2 separate regions of the Homo sapiens genome follow, and region 1 is linked to region 2. A link is an interaction called in ENCODE POLR2A ChIA-PET data of the cell type or tissue named here. Cell type or tissue: endothelial cell of umbilical vein. All regions are shown on one strand. Links, peaks and the distances in the headings refer to the core of each region. The heading gives the core; the rest is flanking DNA.

What was found. Peaks named below come from ENCODE experiments on the same cell type or tissue, not always from the same donor. Only the 100,000 strongest peaks of a DNase experiment are listed, where the experiment ranks them.
Region 1: POLR2A ChIA-PET joins it to region 2 with 8 read pairs; 27 of 35 experiments call an interaction of 5 or more read pairs at or near these places.

What each region holds. Positions count from the first base shown.
Region 1 is chr11:65,097,948-65,107,622 of GRCh38, reverse strand. VPS51 (VPS51 subunit of GARP complex) reads right to left here. Exons shown (of 10, transcript NM_013265.4): 3 at 1-42. Among named protein-coding and RNA genes, the nearest start is that of VPS51, 6.6 kb to the right of the region's middle. RefSeq lists a silencer at 5,092-5,386. In endothelial cell of umbilical vein, for the core only: no CTCF peak of the experiment used is centred there; a DNase peak (open chromatin) is centred at 5,232.
Region 2 is chr11:65,191,413-65,201,087 of GRCh38, reverse strand. All of the region lies in intron 10 of CAPN1 (calpain 1), which reads right to left. Among named protein-coding and RNA genes, the nearest start is that of CAPN1, 14 kb to the right of the region's middle. RefSeq lists a silencer at 1,033-1,233. In endothelial cell of umbilical vein, for the core only: no CTCF peak of the experiment used is centred there; a DNase peak (open chromatin) is centred at 8,717.

The DNA of each region.
Region 1 (9,675 bases), core at 772-8,771, 93 kb after region 2:
CCTCCATCTTCCGGAAATCGTTCTTCATCTTCCGGATGGTGTCTAGGAGGGCAGGGGCGGGGAAAAGGGGAGAGCAGGTGACTGCAGGGCGGGCGCAACCTCAGCTCCTTCTCACCCACCCCTTCACAGACGCCCCAGCTTGCTCCAGGGGCGCATGGATGATTCCAGAGAAAGGACTGCGAGGGCGTGGGTCACAGCGCACATGGGGGCGGGGGAGGGGGTTTATGTTCCCAAAGCAGGCGTTACTCACATACTCCCCGTAACCCCCTAACCCTGGTGCCCAGGAGAGCCGGCCCTCAGAATTAGTCCAGATCCGAAGCAGGCCGCAGGTGCTTAGCCAGCTGCCACCACTGTGCCTCAACTGCTCCATCAGACCACAAGCAGCCAAGGCAGGGACCGCTGGCTCCCAAGCGCATCTGCGTGTCCAGCGCACTGCCTGGATGAGGCAATACATTCTTGTTGACCCTCATCTCCTTTCCAGACCTCCCAAAGCCTTTCACATGCTTTCCGGAACATGGGCTGTCTTCTCTGAAGGGCCCTTTCCCTTTGGTCCTGATAGAATCCTGCCTAGGGAGGCTGTTTTTCCTTTCACACACCAGGTGCCTGGGAGCCTGGTCCCTTCATGCTTCTAAATCATGCCTAGATCTCCTCTCTTCAAAACCCCGGCTTCTAGGAAGACCATGCCATCAAGCCACAACCCTCCTCTTTGCTGTCTCTACTGTCCTCTGACACTCCTCTCAGTTCCCCATCACTGCCTCTTCTCCTCCTCCTGTCACCTCCTTGTGCACATCCACATGGATGAGCCTTCCAATGTTCCTGACTGTTCACTGACGGCCTCAATTCAATTCCACCTATTCTTTTTTTTTTTTTTTGAGACTGAGTCTCGCTCTGTCGCCCAGACTGGAGTGCAGTGGCACGACCTCTGCTCACTGCAAACTCCAATTCCCAGGTTCACACCATTCTCCTGCCTCAGCCTCCCAAGTAGCTGGGACTACAGGTGCCTGCCACCACACCCAGCTAATTTTTTGTATTTTTAGTAGAGATGGAGTTTCACCATGTTAGCCAGGATGGTCTTGATCTCCTGACCTCATGATCCGCCCACCTTGGCCTCCCAAAGTGCTGGGATTACAGGCATGAGCCACCGCACCCGACGAGGTCTGATGGTTTTATAAGGGGCTCTCCCTGCTTCGCTTAACACTTCTCCTTCCTGCTGCCTTGTGAAGAAGATGCCTTGCTTCTCTTTCACCTTCTGCCATGATTGTAAGTTTCCTGAGGCCTCCCCAGCCATGCTGTGAACTGTGAGTCAATTAAACCTCTTTCCTTTATAAGTTACCTAGTCTCGGGCAGTTCTTTACAGCAGTATGAACCTGGATTAATATACCTAGTAATCAATCCATTACCAAGTCATGGAAGGTCTACCTGCAACATTTTCTTTGTAAGCCACTATCATCTCTTGTCCAACAACTGCCAACATTTCCCAACTAATTTCCCTAATTCCATTGAACATACCAACAATGTTCATAAAGAAAGGCGAAGAGGATAAGACAGAAATGTGTATCTGTAACAGGAGATATTTTGGTTTTGTTTTGTTTGAGAAAGAGTCTCACTCTGTCACCCAGGCTGGAGTGCAGTGGCGCGATCTCAGCTCTGGAGGCTCCTGGAGGGTGGCACGCCCGGGGAGGGCATGGAAACTCCATGCTCCTTCTCCTACACCTCGCCCTATGCACCTGCTCATCTGTACCCTTTGTAACATCCTTTGTAATAAACTGGTAAATGTGTTATCCTGAGCTCTGTGAGCCACTCCAGCAAACTGAGCCCAAAGAGGGAGTTATGGAAACCCCTACCTGGAGCCAGTTGGTCAGAAATTCTGGAGGCCTGAGGCCCTGACCTGCAGCTAGTGCCTGAAAGTGGGGAGGCAGATTTGGGACTGAACTAGTGCCTGAAGGGAGGCAGGCTTGGGGACTCAGCCCTCAACTCATGGAATCTGATGCTATCTCTGGGTAAATAGTGTTGGAATTAAATCAGAGGACACCCAGCGGGTGTCTGCTGCTTGGTGTGTGGGGAAGAAACCCAACACATTTGGTCACAGAACTCTTCTGTGGTCATGATTGTGGTGATGTGAGAGCATAGGAAGCACACAGTTTGCATTTTTCCCAAACAATGCCATAAAATATATACAAACCTTTCCATATGGTAGATCACAAAGAAAAAAACCTCATTCTTTTTTTTTTTTTGAGACAGGGTCTCCCTCCGTCGCCCAGGCTGCAGTGCAGTGGCGCGATCTCAGCTCACTGCAACCTCCACCTCCTGGGTTCAAGCGATTCTCCTGCCTCAGCCCCGAGTAGCTGGGATTACAGGCACGTGCCACCATGCCTGGCTAATTTTTGTACTTTTAGTAGAGAGGGTTTCACCATGTTGGCCAGACTGGTCTCTGACCTCAAGTGATCCACCCGCCTCGGCCTCCCAAAGTGCTGGGATTACAGGCGGGAGCCACCGTGCCCAGTCGAAAAAACCTCATTGTTAACCAATTATGAGGTCAGAAAAGGAAATCAAAACTGAAATTGCAGCATGGGTAAAATACCAAGAAAACACTAAATTGGTAAGGGCTTGGTGAATTCTATGGATGAAATGGATAATTTGCTACAAAAATAGGATTTACCAAAATGGATTGCAAAAAACAAGAAAACAGAAACAGAAAAACTAGAGAATGTTGTGAAAGAAAGGTCCTACTCCCCTTTCCCCTCCACACAAAGGCATCTGGCCCAGATGTCCAGGGGTGTTGCGGCGGCTTGAAGGACAGCGCCTTCCAATTCTCTGTGTAAACACTGCCCCAGCAGAGAAACGAGAACAGCTCTCACACAAACTTGATGGAACAAACATAACACTGTTATGAAAACATAACAGAAATACCTCACATATACACATTCATATCTCTTATGAATGGAGATGCAAGGATGAATTAAATAAACAAATGGAGATGCACAAATAAGCAAACAAAATCCAGCAGCATATTAAAATAATAATTGATAAACACAAAAGGGTTTTTGTTTCATGAATGCCAGGATGACTCAAAATTAGAGGATCTCATAATAATTTGCCATGTTAATAGATATTTCAACATCTATTCTTGATTTTTAAAAAACTCTCAATAACATATGAGCAGCTAAATATTTCCCTGACCTCCAAAACTCAGTATCATGTTTACCGAGGCAGTGCTAGAAGCACTCCAATTAAAGTCAAAACATGGCAAGGACAACCTTGATTGCCAATGTTATCTACATTGTTCTGGGGCATTAGCCAACTCAGCTAGAGTCACGAGATGTATTATGGAGATACACAAATTGGAAAGGAGGGAGAAGTATCACTATTTGCAGATGATATAATCAAATAAATAGGCCAGCCACGGTAGCTCATGCCTGTAATCCCAGCACTTTGGGAGGCCGAGGCAGGCAGATCACTTGACGTCAGGAGTTTGAGACCAGCCTGGCCAACATGGTAAAACCCTGTCTCTAGTAAAAATACAAAAAGTAGTTGGGCGTGGTGGCAGGTGCCTGTAATCCTAGCTACTGGGAAGGCTGAGGCAGGAGAATCGCTTGAACCCTGGAGGCACAAGTTGTAGTGAGCTGAGATTGTGCCACTGCACTCTAACCTGAGTAATAGAGCAACACTCTGTCTCAAATAATAATAATTGAATAAATAGAAAGCCCTAAAAAAAAAAAACAAAAAAAAACACCCTGTAAACGTTACTATAAACAATAAGAGATACCACTTTTCACTTCTCAGATTGTCAAAGATTGAAAGAGGTATTCTCTTCTTTGCTGGTGGTTATGCAAACTGATCAGCATTTACAAAGAAGAATCTGGAAATATCTAACTGCAATCACTTGTGAGCCTTCACACACCCACACCTGGTCTGTGTGTGGCTCTGGGACTGTAGGAATGTTCTCCAAGCAACACTGGGAATCTACCCCACTTGGGGAGACAGCTGGAAGGGTGAGTAAGGAGAAAAGCATTGATGTCAATTTGACAAGAAACAAACAGAAACAAAAAATGCAGGAAAAAAATATTAGAGAAAATATAAGAGAAAGAACTGTCTGAGACAAAGAATCTACAGGGCTCACATCTGTAGAGCTATTAAGGGATTTTTTAAAAAATTACATGGAAAGGTAGATTACGTATCAGCAAAATGGACTTTTCATTTTAACAACACAGTCCACAAGAAAGGATCATTTAGCCCTCTTAGAGATGATTTCATAGAAAGGAAGGTTACTAAGGAATAAAATCACATGATGTGAAACATCTATATTACTTTTGGGACCATAGGGACCATTGCCTGCATTTTGTTGGGGAAATCATAATTATTTTGAGTTTCTTTGCTTGAGATAGGGTCTTGCTCTGTCTACAGGCATGGTGATGCACACTTATAATCCCAGCTACTCAGGAGGCTAAGGCAGGAGAATCACCTTAACTGGGGAGGCGGAGGTTACAGTGAGCCAAGATGGCATGCAGTGGTGCAAACACAGCTTACTGCAGCCTTGAACTCTGGGGCTCAAGTGATCCTCCTACCTTAGCTTCTGAAGTAGCTGGGACTACACACAAGCGCCATCACACCCGGCTAATTTTTTAATTTTTGTTTAAATTTTGTGTAGAGATGGGGTCTCTCTATGTTGCCCAGGCTGGTCTCAAACTTCTGGGCTCAAGCAATGCTCCCACTTCAGCCTCCCAAAGTGCTGGGAGCACAGGAGTGAGCCACTGTGCCTGGCAAGAAAATTTTTCTTGCCAATTCATAGATGGTGAACTAAAGGACATAGCAAAGGCAGCGCTATGCAGTGAAAAACAATAAAAGCAGAGCCGAGGCTGAGGTTCGTAAAGGGATCATGGGCTACTGATCTAAGGGAGACAGACAGAGGCTTGGCAGTTGATGAGGCATTTGGTCTTCACCCAGTGAATTACTGGTTTTGTTTACAGGCCATGTGACACAATCTCCTTCCAGGTCTGCCAAAAGCTACCATGAAAAGAGCAGACTCTTTTGGTAGTGGGTGTTTGAGCCCATGACACTTAGGGGCTACCTCAAGAAGGAAGCTTGAATCCAACTTCTAAAGGGTAAAATCCAAACACTAAGTTGTTAGGAAAATAGAGTAAAAGAAAACCCAACAGTGCTGTGTGCTGTCATTGTCGCTGCCTTCCCAGCCATGGAGCCATTACACTGGAGATAAAAGTTGTACCATATCCAAAAACAACAGTGAAAGCATCCACACCATTCAGTCACAAAGACTACACTGTTTATCTTTGCATTTCAAGCTTGTTAAGAAAAGCAGGCTGGGCACAGTGGCTCACGCCTGTAACCCCAGCACTTTGGGAGGCCAAGGCAGGTGGATCACCTGAGGTCACCTGCCTGACCAACATGGTGAAATCCCGTCTCTACTGAAAATACAATAATTAGCCAAGTGTGGTGGCAGGTGCCTGTAATCCCAGGTACTTGGAAGCCTAAGACAGGAGAATCACTTGAACCCCGGAGGCGGAGGTTGCAGTGAGCCGATTGGGCCACTGCACTCTAGCCTGGATGACAGAGCAAGACTCTGTCTCAAAAAAAAAAAAAAAAAAAAGCTTGTTAAGAAAAGCAGTTTGTAACCAGGGAGAGTGAAAGCCATCTGGATGCGAGGATGTTGGCTACCTTGGGAGGGGACTGGGTGGTAACTGGTAGGAGGCTCAGGGGGCTTTGCTGGTTATGCTGTTTCCCGACCTGGATGCTGATTATGTGACTGTGCTCCCTTTGTGAAATCCATGGAGCTGTCCACTTATGTGCACTTTTCTGTATGTCTGTTAATTTTCTTTTTTTTTTTTTTTTTTTTTTTTTTTTTGAGACAAGGTCTGGCTCTGTCACCCAGGCTGGAGTGCAGTGACACAATCTTGGCTTACTGCAACCTCTGCCTCCCAGGTACAAGCCTTCCACCTCAGCTTCCTGAGCAGCTCGGACTACAGGGACACAACACCACACCCAGCTAATTTTTGTATTTTTTGTAGAGACAGGTATAACCTGTTGGCCAGGATGGTCTCGAACTCCTGAGCTCAAGCAATCTGCCTGCCTCTGCCTCACAAAGTGTTGGGATTATAGGTATGAGCCATAATCCCACCTGGGCTCTGTTAATTTTCAGTGAAATGTACTGTCAAAGACTGCTTTGTCTTTGCCTAGAGAAAAGAATTAGGAGAGGCTTTTCCCTGTATAATGTTTGAGATCTTTCTAATTTTGACACAAGTAAATGCATTATTACATAATGAAACTCAATGTCTAGGTGAGAGGTTGGCAAACTACAGCCTGCAGGCCAAATCTGGCTCAATGCCTGGTTTTCTTTTTAATTGGGATATAATTGACATACCAATTCAGTGGTTTTTAATATGTTTAATATATTCACAAGGTTGTACAACCAACCTCACTACGTAATTCCAGAACATTTCATCATCCCCTAAAGAAACCCTGTAACCCTTGGCAGTCATTCCTTATTCCCCCACTCCTAGAACTTGGCAACCATTAATCTAGTTTCTGTCTCTATGGATTTGTCTATTCGCTACAGAATACATTTAACAGAAATGGAATCATAGGCATATGAAACATTAGCATGTTTCCAAGGTTAATCTATGTTGTAGCCTGTGTCAGTATGTTATATCTATTTTTATGGCTGAATAATATTCCACTGTGTGGATATTTGTTTATATTCATTCAATTGATGGCCATTTGGATTGCTTCCACCTTGTGGCTATTATAAAAAGTGCTGCTATTGGCCAGGCATGGTGGCTCTTGCCTGTAATCCCAGTACTTTGGGAAGCCGAGGCAAGCGGATCACTTGAGGTCAGGAGTTCAAGACCAGCCTGGCCAACAAGGTGGAATCCCGTCTCTAGTAAATATACAAAAAATAAAAATAAAAAAATTAGGCGGGTGTGATGGTGCACACCTATAATCCCAGCTACTCAGGAGGCTGAGGCAGGAGAATCGCTTGAACTGGGGAGGCGGAGGTTACAGTGAGCCAAGATGGCACCACTGCACTCTAGCCTGGGTGACAGAGCTAGACTCCATCTCAAAAAAAAAAAAAAAAAAAAAAACACTGCTATGAACACTTGTGTACATGTTTTTATGTGAACATGTTTTCAATTCTCTTTGGTATATTCCTAGGAGTAAAATTGCCGATCATATGGTAATCTTGTGTGTGGTTTTGAAGAATGGTCAAACTGTCTTCCACACTGGGTGCAGCATTTTGTGGTTTGGATTTGCATTTCCCTAAGACCTAATGATGCTGAGCATATTTATATGTGCTTTTCGGCCACTTGTATGTTTTCTCTGGAGAAGTGTCTATTCAAATCCTTTGCCCATTTTAAATTAGGGTTATTTGTCTTTTTAGCCCTGAGCTAAAAAACGTTCTTTTTATGTTCTGAACACTAGATTTTTATTAGATAACTAACTTGCAAATATTTTCTCCCATTCTGTGGGCTGTCCTTTTATTATTATTTATTATTATTATTATTTTTGAGACGGAGTCTCGCTCTGTTGCCCAGGCTGGAGTGCAGTGGCGCGATCTCGACTCACTGCAACCTCCGCCTCCTGGGTTCAAGCGATTCTCCTGCCTCAGCCTCCTGAGTAGCTGGGACTACAGATGCCTGCCACCATGCCTGACTAATTTTTGTATTTTTAGTAGAGATGGGGTTTCACCATATTGGCCAGCCTGGTCTCAAATGCCTGACCTCAGATGATCCACCCGTCTCGGCCTCTCAGAGTGCTAAGATTATAGGCATAAGCCACCGCACCTGGCCTTTTTATTTATTTATTTATTTTTTGAGACTAGGTCTTGCTCTGTCACCCAGGCTAGAGTGCAATGGTGAGATTATAGCTCACTGCAATCTCCAGCTCCTGGGCTCATGTGATCCACCCACCTTAGCCTCCCCAAGTAGCTGGGTTTATTCTAACAAGTGTGTGCCACCATACCCAGCTATTTTTTTTTTTCTAGATATCGGGTCTCACTATGTTGCACAGGCTGGTCTCAAACTCCTGGGCTCAAGTGATCCTCCCACCTCAGCCTTCCAAAGTGCAGGGATTACAGGCATGAGCCACTGTGCTCAGCCCCATCCATTCCTGCCAGTGCAGCTGGAGGAATCTATTCAAACCAGAAATCTGAGCACATCACTCATTTGTTTTAGCTCTCTGTGGATAAAAGCCAAATCCCTAATACATTCTGGAAGGTTTCTAGTTAAACTGCACATCTACTATCTGCCTGGCTCTGCCCACATTCTGCTTCCCCTCCTGCTACCATAGATGAGCTCCCGGCCCTTTGCTGAGGCCGATGCCTCCATCCCTGCTCTGTTCCACCCCCCTCCTTCCTGAGGACCTAGTTCCTTTCTCATTTTTCTCTCTCTCTTGCCCAATCAACACACACTCCATGCTACATTACTTTCCTGAGTGTCTCGCCCAAGTCTATCAAATCTATGTCTTGAAACACCTTCCTCACGCAACCTCCACCTCCTGGGTTCAAGCAATTCTCCTGCCTCAGCCTCATGAGTAGCTTGGACTACAGGCATGCACCACCTTGCCCAGCTAATTTTTGTATTTTTAGTAGAGACAGGGTTTCACCATGTTGGCCAGGCTGGTCTTGAACTCCTAGCCTCAAGTGATCCACCCACCTCAGCCTCCCAAAGTGCTGGGATCACGGGTGAGAACCCCATGCCCGGCCCCTCACTTAAGCTTCTAAGACATCAATGCTCCTGGTTATCCTCACACTTTTCCAAACGTTTGTTCCTTTTGTGGGATGTACAAAAAGAGCTAAGTCTCAAAATATTATTATACACATTCCAACAAATGGAAAATGTAATCTTATTAAATTCCTGTGAGAAATATCCCAGCACAGAAACTATGATTTCTTGCCATTTTGATGCTGGTATTAGCTAACAGAAAGGTGCCTACTCATGGAATCTGCTTCAAATCAGATAAAAGAACAATGTGTATAGGTTACCACACCCACCACTGTGACACGAGAGTAAGACATCAGAATGCAACCCCACAGATGCTCCCAGAACATTCCACAGGCTGCAGGTAAACCCTTTGGATCTGGCTCCTGGACTTACTACACGTGGGTGTACAATTACTACAAAAGTCTGAGTAGTACATCTCCTCAAAACAGCACAGAAGCTAGTGTGGAAAACAGTGGAACACTGTCTGGCACTAGAGAATAAAGAGGACAGAAGAAAAAAAAAGCCTCGACATGATCTTTGTGTCCCCTAATATCATACATCTTCTCTCTTTGCTTAGTTAAGGAGGGAAGGAAGGGAGAAAGAAAGGGAGGGACAAGACCACCTATTCTTCCCTGGAGCAGAAAAGAAAGCTATCAATAATAAGAGAAACTACACCTTACTGAGGTTTCCTTGATGTCAGGGATTCTTCTTCTTATTATTTTTTTTTTCAGACAGAGTCTTGCTCTGCTGCCTAGGCTGGAGTGCAGTGACGTGATCTTGGCTCACCGCAGCCTCCACCTCCCAGGTTCAAGTGATTCTCCCACTCAGCCTCCTGAGTAGCTGGGATTACAGGTGCCTGCCACCACACCCAGCTAATTTTTTTATTTTTAGTAGAGATGGGGTTTCACCATATTGGCCAGGCTGGTCTCGAACTCCTGACCTCAGGTGATCCACCTGCCTC
Region 2 (9,675 bases), core at 1,347-9,346:
CTGTAGTCCCAGCTACTGGGGAGGCTGAGGCAGGAGAATGGCACGAACCCGGGAGAAGGAGCTTGCAGTGAGCTGAGATTGCGCCACTGCACTCCAGCCTGGGTGACAGAGCCAGACTCCGTCTCAAAAAAAAAAAAAAAAAAAAAAAAAAAAAAGCCAGGCATGGTGGCATGGATCTGTAGTCCCAGGTAAATCAGGAGGCTGAGGTGGGAGGATCACTTGAGCCCAGGAGTTCAACACCAGCCTAGCCAACCTAGCAAGACCCCATCTCTCCAAAAAATGTAAGAAGTTAGCTGGGCGTGTGGTGTGTGTCTCTATCATAGTCCCAGCTACTTGGGAGGATAGTTTGAGCCCAGAAGGCTGAGGCTGCAGTGAGCTATGATTGCACCACTGCACTCCAACCTGGGTGACAGAATGAGACACTGTCTCAAAAAAAGAACAAGGCGGCCGGGCACGGTGGCTCACACCTGTAATCCCAGCACTTTGGGAGACCAAGGTGGGTGGATCACGAGGTCAGGAGTTCAAGACCAGCCTGGCCAAGATGGTGAAACCCTGTCTCTACTAAAAATACAAAAAATTAGTCAGACATAGTGGCACACGCCTGTAATCCCAGCTACTCAGGAGGCTGAGGCAGAGAATTGCTTAAACCTGGGGAGCAGAGGTTGCAGTGAGCCGAGATCACACCATTGCACTCCAGCCTGGGCGACAGAGTGAGAGTCCATCTCCAAAAAAAAAGAACAAAGCTGGGTATGGTGACTCAGACTCACGCCTGTAATCCTAGCACTTTGGGAGGCTGAAGCAGACAGATCGCATGAGTCCTGGAGCTCAAAACTAGCCTGGGCGAGGTGGTAAAACCCCATCTCTACAAAAATTAGCTGGGCATGGTGGTGTGTGCCTGTAGTCCCAGCTACTGGGAAGGCTGAGGTGGAAGGATTCCTTGAGCCTGGGAGGTCGAGGCTGAAGTGAGCTGAGGTTATGCCATTGCACTCCAGCCGGAGCAAGACTGTGTCTCAAAAAATAAGTAAATAAATAAAAAAGAACGAAAAAGGTGTTCTGGATTGGTGGCATTCCAGGTGACTAGCAGAAACACCCCGGAGCAATTTAACTTTATCTGAGGACTCAAAGAACTCTCTCACGGGGCAGAGATCTCACAAGCAAACAAGGCGTGATAACTGAGCAGCAGCCACAGTGGACAAAAACTGACCACTAAGACTTCAGATATTGACCTTATCAGACACAGAATATAAGACTATGCTTACTATGTTTAAAGAAATAGATGAAAAGTTTGAAAATTTGAGCAAAAATGAACAGATTTGAAAAGATCCATTACATCTTCTAGAAACAAAATTTTTAAAATTGAAATTAAGTTCTTGGAAGAAATAACTAACAGATTTGACAGAGCAAAAAAGAAAATTAGTGAACTGAGAAAGGAGCTGAAGGAACAACCCAGAATGCAATCCAGAGACACTAAGAGATGGGAAATCTAAAAGCAAGGTTAAGAGAAAGAGAGGATTGAGTGAGAAGGTCCAGTTTAGATTTTATTAGAATATACAGAGAGTGGGAAGGAGGTGATATTCTCAAAGATCATGACTACAAATTTTCTAGAATTGTTGAAAGGTATCAATTCATAGCCAGGAAGTTCAATACATTCAAGGCAGAATGAAAAGAAATCCATACCTCCACACATCATGGTGAATCGTATAGTATGAAAGAAAAAAAAAATTAAGATTTTTTCCAGAAGGCAAGGTAGACAGACTCCTGGCTCACATAGCAATGATGGAAGCAGAACAGGACTAATAGTGTCTTTGAGAGGCTGAAAATAATGTCAAGCCAGAATTCTATATCCAGAGAACTGTCAAGAATAAGCACACTATAAAGGCATTTTAGACAAACACTGAGAAAGTTTATAACCAACAGACCCTTGCTAAAAAATAAAAATACAAATACAAAAAGGGCCAGGTGTGGTACTTCATGCCTGTAATCTCAGCACTTTGGGAGGCTGAGGAGGGTGGATCACTTGAGGCCAGGTGTTCGAGACTAGCCTGGTCAACATGGTGAAACCCCATCTCTACTAAAAATACAAAAATTAGCTGGATGTGGTGGTGCACACCTAGAATCCCAGCTACTTGGGAGGCTGAGGAAGAAGAATCGCTTGAACTTGGGAGGCAGAGGTTGCGGTGAGTGGAGATCGCGCCACTGCACTCCAGCCTGGGCGACAGAGCGCGACTCCGTCAACTGCCCCCCAACCCTCCCAAAAAAAATTATCTGGGCATGGTGGCATGTGCCTGTAGTCCTAGCTACTTGAGACACTGAGGTGGGAGGCTCACCTGAGACCAGGAGATCAAGCCTGCTCAAAAAGAAAACAAAACAAAGGAAATACAAAAGGATATGTTTCGGGTGGATGGAAAATGATCTCAGATGAAAGGTCTGAGAATGCTGAACAAAAATACTTTTATTTGTGGGTAATCCAAATAACATGGGCTATCTCAAATCATGATGATGTTTAAATTATGGCAGGAAAAAAAAACTTTAGAATTAAAATACTAGCCCACCATAGCATAATATACAAAGGAAAGGGGTGATTCAAGCTGAATTTCTAAGGTTTATGCATTGTTCACGAGGAGGGTAAAGTCATTGATTAGGGCTGGGCACAGTGGCTCACGCCTGTAATCCTAGCACTTTGGGAGGCCGAGGCAGGTGGATGGCTTGAGCTAGGAGTTTGAGACCAGCCTGGGTAACAGAGCAAAACCCCATCTCTACCAAAAAAGTGCAAAAATTAGCCAGGCATGGTGGTGTGCACCTGTAGTACCACTCAGCTACTCGGGAAGCTCAGGTGGGAGGATGGCTTGAGCCCAGGAGGCAGAGGTTGCAGTGAGCTGAGATCACGCCACCACACTCCAGCCTGGGTGACAGAGCCAGACCCTGTCTCAGAGAAAAAAAAAAAAGACACTGATTAACTAACTTTAGTATGTATTAAGCAAACTCTTATGTCTTTCAAACTCACAGAGAAAAAAATTAGTAGAGAGAAAAGCAGGAACTCAACACAAAAGGCAGCATGACAGGAAGACAAGCAGAAAATAAGTAAACACAGTAAGTCAGCTGAAATAAATACAGCATTAATCACTGTGAGTGTAAATGAACTAAACTCTCTAGTCAAAGGACAAAATATTCCTTTGTCTTTTTTTTTTTTTTTTTTTTTCAGATAGAGTTTTGCTCTTTTCACCCAGGCTGGAGTGCAATGGCACAATCTTGGCTCACTGCAACCTCCACCTCCCAGGTTCAAGTGATTCTCCTGCCTCAGTCTCCCTAGTAGCTGGCATTACAGGCACCTACCCACCTTGCCCGGCTAATTTTTGTATTTTTGGTAGAGATGGGGTTCCACCATGTTGGCCAGGCTGGTCTCGAACTCCTGACCTCAGGTGATCCGTCCACCTGGGCCTCCCAAAGTTCTGGGATTACAGGCGTGAGCCACTGTGCCCAGCGTGGACAAAATTTTTCAAACTGGATTACTAAAAAGCTGGCTAGTGCTGTTTACAAGAAAACAAAACATTGGGCTATAGAAAGATTGGACATCAAACAGTATAAAAAGATATATTTTAAAAATTCAACAAAAAAAAACCCTGAATTAGCTATAGAAACATTGGCTGAAATAGACTTGAAAGTAAAAATAATTATTAGAGATGAAGGTGGTCACTAGATTTTAAAAAATGTTTAATTCACTAGGCGCTTATAAGAATTCTAAATGTGATGTACCAAATATCATAGCTCAAAATATATAATGAAAAATAATTGATAGAAATACAGAGAGAAATTGGCAAAGCCATTAGGATGTTATAAGATTTTTATCATCTTTCTTTCTTTCTTTCAGTAATTGATAGATTAAGCAGACAAAACAATAAGTTTGATATAATGGACAATTATAGAACAATCCCCCTAGTACTCAGAGAATAGCGTACTGGCTGAGAGAACAGACTTCAGGATCCCTCTGCCTGGGTTCAAATCCCAGTTTTGCCACTTCATAGATCAGTGACTTCATCAAGTTGCTTAAATCTTTCTGTGCCTCAGTTTCTTTATTATCCCTAAGATAAGGATAATAATAGTTCCTGCCTCATAGGCTCAGTGTGAGTTAAGCTAATTATCATATTTAAAATACTTAGGAGTGCTTCACCTACAGTCACAATTTGTTAGCCAGTCTTTTCAAGAACGAAGGAACCTTTATGAAAATTCATCATACACTGAGCCATAGCACCAGCTTCTGTTCACTTCAAAGCTATGATCTTATGTAGGTCACATTTTTTTACTATGAGAAAATTAAGTTAGAAATTTTTTTATGTTTTAAAAAACATTCTTCTAAAATAACTAGTTTATCGGAAAGAGATGATAATGGTAATGAGAAATTACATAGCATGGCCATGAAAAATGTACATATATTAAAAGAGAGAGCTATCAAATCAATAACCTAACCTTCCACCTTAAGAAACTAGAAAAGGCAGTTAAATAGAAGGAATAAGTTCTAGTATTTGACAGTAAGGCAGGGGAAATTATAGTTAACAGTAGTTTACTGTATATTTCAAAATAGCTAGAAGAATTGTAATGTCTCCAACACAAAGAAAAGATAAATGTTTGAGGCGATGGATCCCAATTACCCTGATTTGATCATTACACATTGTATACGTTATCAAAATATCACATGTACCCCAAAAATATGTCCCACTATGATATATGAAATAAAAAATGGATTTATTAAATTAAAAAAAGAAACTAGAAAATGAACTTTCACTGGTTCTTGGGATTTAAGAAAAAAGAAAATGGGCAAATTGAACCCAAAGCAAGCAGAAGAAAAGAAATAATGAAGATTAAAGTCCAAATACATGAAATAGAGAATAAACAATAAAGAAAAATCAATAAAACCAATAGTTCTTTGAAAAGCTCAACAAAATTGACAATTCTTTACCTGGCCTAAACAGGAGAAAAGACAGAGGACTCAAATTACTAAAATCAGGAATTAAAGAGGGACATCACTACCAGCCTAACAAAAATAAAAAGATTACAAGGAAACACTATAGACAATTATATGATAATAAATTAGATAATATAGACAAAAAGAACAAATTCCTAGAAAGAAACAAAGCACCAAAACTGACCTAGGAAAAATAGAAAATCTAAATAGACCTATAATAATAAAAAGACTGAATCAACAACAACAAAAAACTTCTCACCAAAGAAATGTCCAGGACCAGATGGCTTCGAAATTCCACCAAACATTTAAAGACAAATTAACACCAATCCTCAAACTCTTCTAAATAACTGAAGATGAGGGGACACTTCCTAACTCATCCCAGGAGGCCAGCATTACCTTAAAGCCAGATAAAGACACCACAAGGAAAGAAGATTACAGACCAATATCACTTATGAATATAGATGCAAAAATCCACCCCCTCCCAAAAAAAGCGATGAACCCAACCCAACAGCATATTAAAAGGAATATACACCATGATGAAGTGGGATTTATCCCAGGAATGCAAGGGTAGTTCAACAAAGGAAAGTTGATCAATGTAATATACCACATTAATAGAATGAAGGGGAAAAAAACCTCAAAATGATCATCTCAATTGATGCACAAAAAGCACATCAGTTCATGATTTTAAAAATTCAGAAAATTGGCCGGGCGCGGTGGCTAACACCTGTAATCTCAGCACTTTGGGAGGCTGACGTGGGCAGATCACGAGGTCAGGAGTTTGAGACCAGCCTGACCAACACGGCTGGTCTGAAGGGTGAAACCCTGTCTCTACTAAAACTACAAAAATTAGCTGGGTGTGGCAGTGTGCACCTGTAGTCCCAGCTAGGGACTAAGGGAGGCTGAGGCAGGAGAATCACTTGAACCTGGGAGGCAGAGGTTGCAGTGAGCTGAGATGGCGCCACTGCACTTCAGCCTAGGTGATAGAGCAAGATCCAGACTCAAAAAAAAAAAAAAAAAAAAAAAAAAACCCCAAAAAACTTCAGTGATACCACTTCACACCCACTAGGATGGCTATAATCAAAAAGAAGAGCAATAACTAGTGTTGAAGAGGATGTGGAGAAATCAGAACCCTCACATGTTGTTGGTGGGGATATAAAATGGTGCTGCTGCTTTGGAAAACAATTGGCAGTTCCTCAAAAAATTAAACATGGAATTACCCTATGGCCCAACAATTTCACTCCTAGTTATAGGCCCCAGAGAACTGAAAACATATGTTGAAACGCATGCACATGAATGTTCACAGGAACATTCTCCACATAGCCAAAAACTGGAAATAACACAAATGTCCATCAACTGATGAATGAATCAGCAAAATGTGGTATATCCATATCATGGAAGATTAATCTGCCATAAAAAAGAGATGAAGTACTTCTACACCATAAATGAAGCTTGAAAACATTATGCTAAGGCAAAAAAGTCCAGAATAGGTAAATTTATAGAGACAAAAAGTAGATTCATGGTTGCTAGGGAGAAAGGGATAGAAAGTGATGGCCAATAATTACGGGATTTTCGGGGTGGGGGCGGTGAAGAAATGCTCTGGATAACGGCAATGCTTACACAACGCTGTGGGTACACTAAAAACCACTAAATTTCACACATTAAAAGTGCAAATTTTCTGGTGTGTGAATTATACTCATTCACGATTTTCAAAAACACTATGTATCAAAATTGTGTAACTTAATTAACGATGTACTTAAAAGGAAATTTATCACTTTAGTTGCTTAAATTTTAAAAATCTAAATTAACGAAATAAGCATCTAATTTAAGAAGTCATAAAATAAAGTCAAAAAGTCAATCCAGGCCGAGCGTGGTGGCTCACGCCTATAATCCTAGCACTTTGGGAGCCCACAGCAGGGCGGATCAGTTGAGGTCAGGAATTCAAGACCAGCCTGGCCAACATGGTCAAACCTGGTATCTACTAAAAATACAAAAAAAAAAATTAGTTGGGCATGGTGGCGCATGCCTGTAATTCCAGTTACTTGGGAGGCTGAGGCAAGAGAATCGCTTAAACCCAGGAGGTGGAGGTTGCAGTGAGCCAAGATCGCACCACTCCAGCCGAGGTGACAGAGTGAGACTATCTCAAAAAAAAAAAAAAAAAAAAAAAATCAATCCAAAGAAAGTAGAAGGAATGAGATAATAAACAGTAAAGATTAATGATATATGAAAAAAATACTACCAGGCACTGTGGCACACACGTATAATCCCAGCCACTTGGGAGGCTGAAGTGAGAGGATCACCTGAGCCAGGAATTTAGGCTGCAGTGACCTAGGATCACAGAGGACTAGGATTGTGCCACTGCACTCCAGCCTGGGCAATAGAGCAAGACCCCATCTCTAAATAAATAAGTAAAAATAATAAAAGAAAAAGAAATACTATACAAAGGACCAACAAAGTCAAAAGTCTTTTTTTTTTTTTTTTTTTTTGAGACAGAGTCTCGCTCTATTGCCCGGGCTGGAGTGCAGTGGCGCGACCTCGGCTCACTGCAAGCTCTGTCTCCCAGGTTCACACCATTCTCCTGCCTCAGCCTCCCAAGCAGCTGGGACCACAGGCACCTGCCACTACGCCCGGCTAATTTTTTGTATTTTTAGTAGAGACGGGGTTTCACTGTGTTGGCCAGGATGGTCTCGATCTCCTGAGTGCAGCTGGCCAAAAGTCATTTATTTGTAAAGATTTATATTGACAAACTTCTTGCAGGATTAATAAAGACAAAAGAGACAATGCAAATGAGCAATCCCATGCATAAAAAGGGGACATTATTATACACGAGACATAAGAGTATATTAAGAGGGGGCTGGGTGCAGTGGCTCACGCCTGTAATCCCAGCACTTTGGGAGGCCGAGGCAGGAGGATCACAAGGTCAGATGATCGAGACCATGGTGAAACCCCATCTCTACTAAAAATACAAAAAAAAAAAAAAAAATTAGCCAGGCGTGGTGGTGGGCACCTGTAGTCCCAGCTACTCGGGAGGCTGAGGCAGGAGAATGGCGTGAACCCGGGAGGCAGAGCTTGCAGTAAGCTGAGATGGCACCACTGCACTCCAGCCTGGGCGACAGAGCAAGACTCTGTCTCAAAAAAAAAAAAAAGAGTATATTAAGGATAACTTTGTGCTAATAACTTTGAAAACAGATGCAAAGAATAAATTATTAGAAAATACAACTCAGGGCTGGGCACAGTGGCTCATGCCTGTAATCTCAGCACTTTGGGAGGCCAAGGTGGGAGGATCACTTGAGCCCAGGAATTCGAGATAAGCCTGGGCAACATAGTGAGACCCCCATCTCTATAAAAATAAAAAATTAGCCAATCATAGAGGCTCACACCTGTGTAGTCCCAGCTACTCAGGAGGCTGAGGCAGGATTTGAGCTCAGGAGTTCGAGGTTGCAGTGAGTAACCTCTCTCTAAAAAACCCTGTCTCTCTTAAAAAAAAAAAGAAAGAAAAAGAAAAAGAAAAAACAAAAGAAAATACAACTCATCAAAATTGGCTCAAGAAACAGAAAATCTGAACAATTCTATAACCTTTAACTTTCAATACTGAATATCATTAATCTTCATACAAAGAAAAAAGCAAGCCTGACAGCTTTACAGACAAGTTCTACCAACCATTCAAGCAACAAATCACTCCCATCTTAGGTAAACTCTTCTAGGAAACAGAAAAAGAGAGGATACTTCCCACCTCACTGTACAGGAAGAACATAGCACTGATACCAGTATGGTTAGTATAAGAAAGGAAAATAACAGGCAAACGTCACTCGTGACCATGTTGTTTTTATCTCAAGAATGTAAAGTTGATTTAACGTTAGAAAAGCAACAAATGCAATTTACCATTTTATTTTTTTTAAATGGGGTCATGTTCTGTTGCCCAGGGTGGAGTGCAGTGGCGCAAACATGGCTCACTGTAGCCTCTACCTCCCTGGCTCAAATGATCCTCCCTCCTCAGCCTCCTGAGTGGCTGGGACTACAGGTGTGTGCCACCATACCAGGCTAATTTTTTAAATTTTTTGTAGAGATGAGGTCTCACTGTATTGCCCAAGCTGTTCACAAATTCCTGGGACCATTTTAATAAATAAAAGAAAAAAGCATACTATCATCATAATATAGACAATTCAAAGTATTTAACAATATTAAACTTCATTAGTCTGATAAAAGGTATCCACAAAAAACCTAGATTAGAAAGGTACTTAGTGGTGAAAACTTCCCCTTTAAGAGTGAGGCTTAGTTAATAGGGTTGCTCCTAAAAATAAGAATAAAAAAAAGGGAGGAACAAGAGCAGGAAGCTCTACAGTTCTAGGCAGCATATTAGACAAGAAAAAGTAACAAAAGTTGTAAGAATTAGAAAAGAAGAAACAATCTGTCATTATTTGCAGATGCTATATTCCTAATTAGAAAACCAAAAAGGGCTGGACGCAGTGGCTCACTGTAATCCCAGCACTTTGGGAGGCCAAGGCAGGCAGATCACCTGAGGTCAGGAGTTCGAGACCACCCTGGCCAACATGGTGAAACCCTGTCTCTAATAAAAATACAAAAATTAGCCAGGTGTGGTGCCGCACGCCTGTAATCCCAGCTACTCGGGAAGCTGAGGCACGAGAATCACTTGAACCAGGGAAGCAGAAGTTGTAGTGAGCTAAGATCGTGCCAAAAAATACATACAGATGAATCAG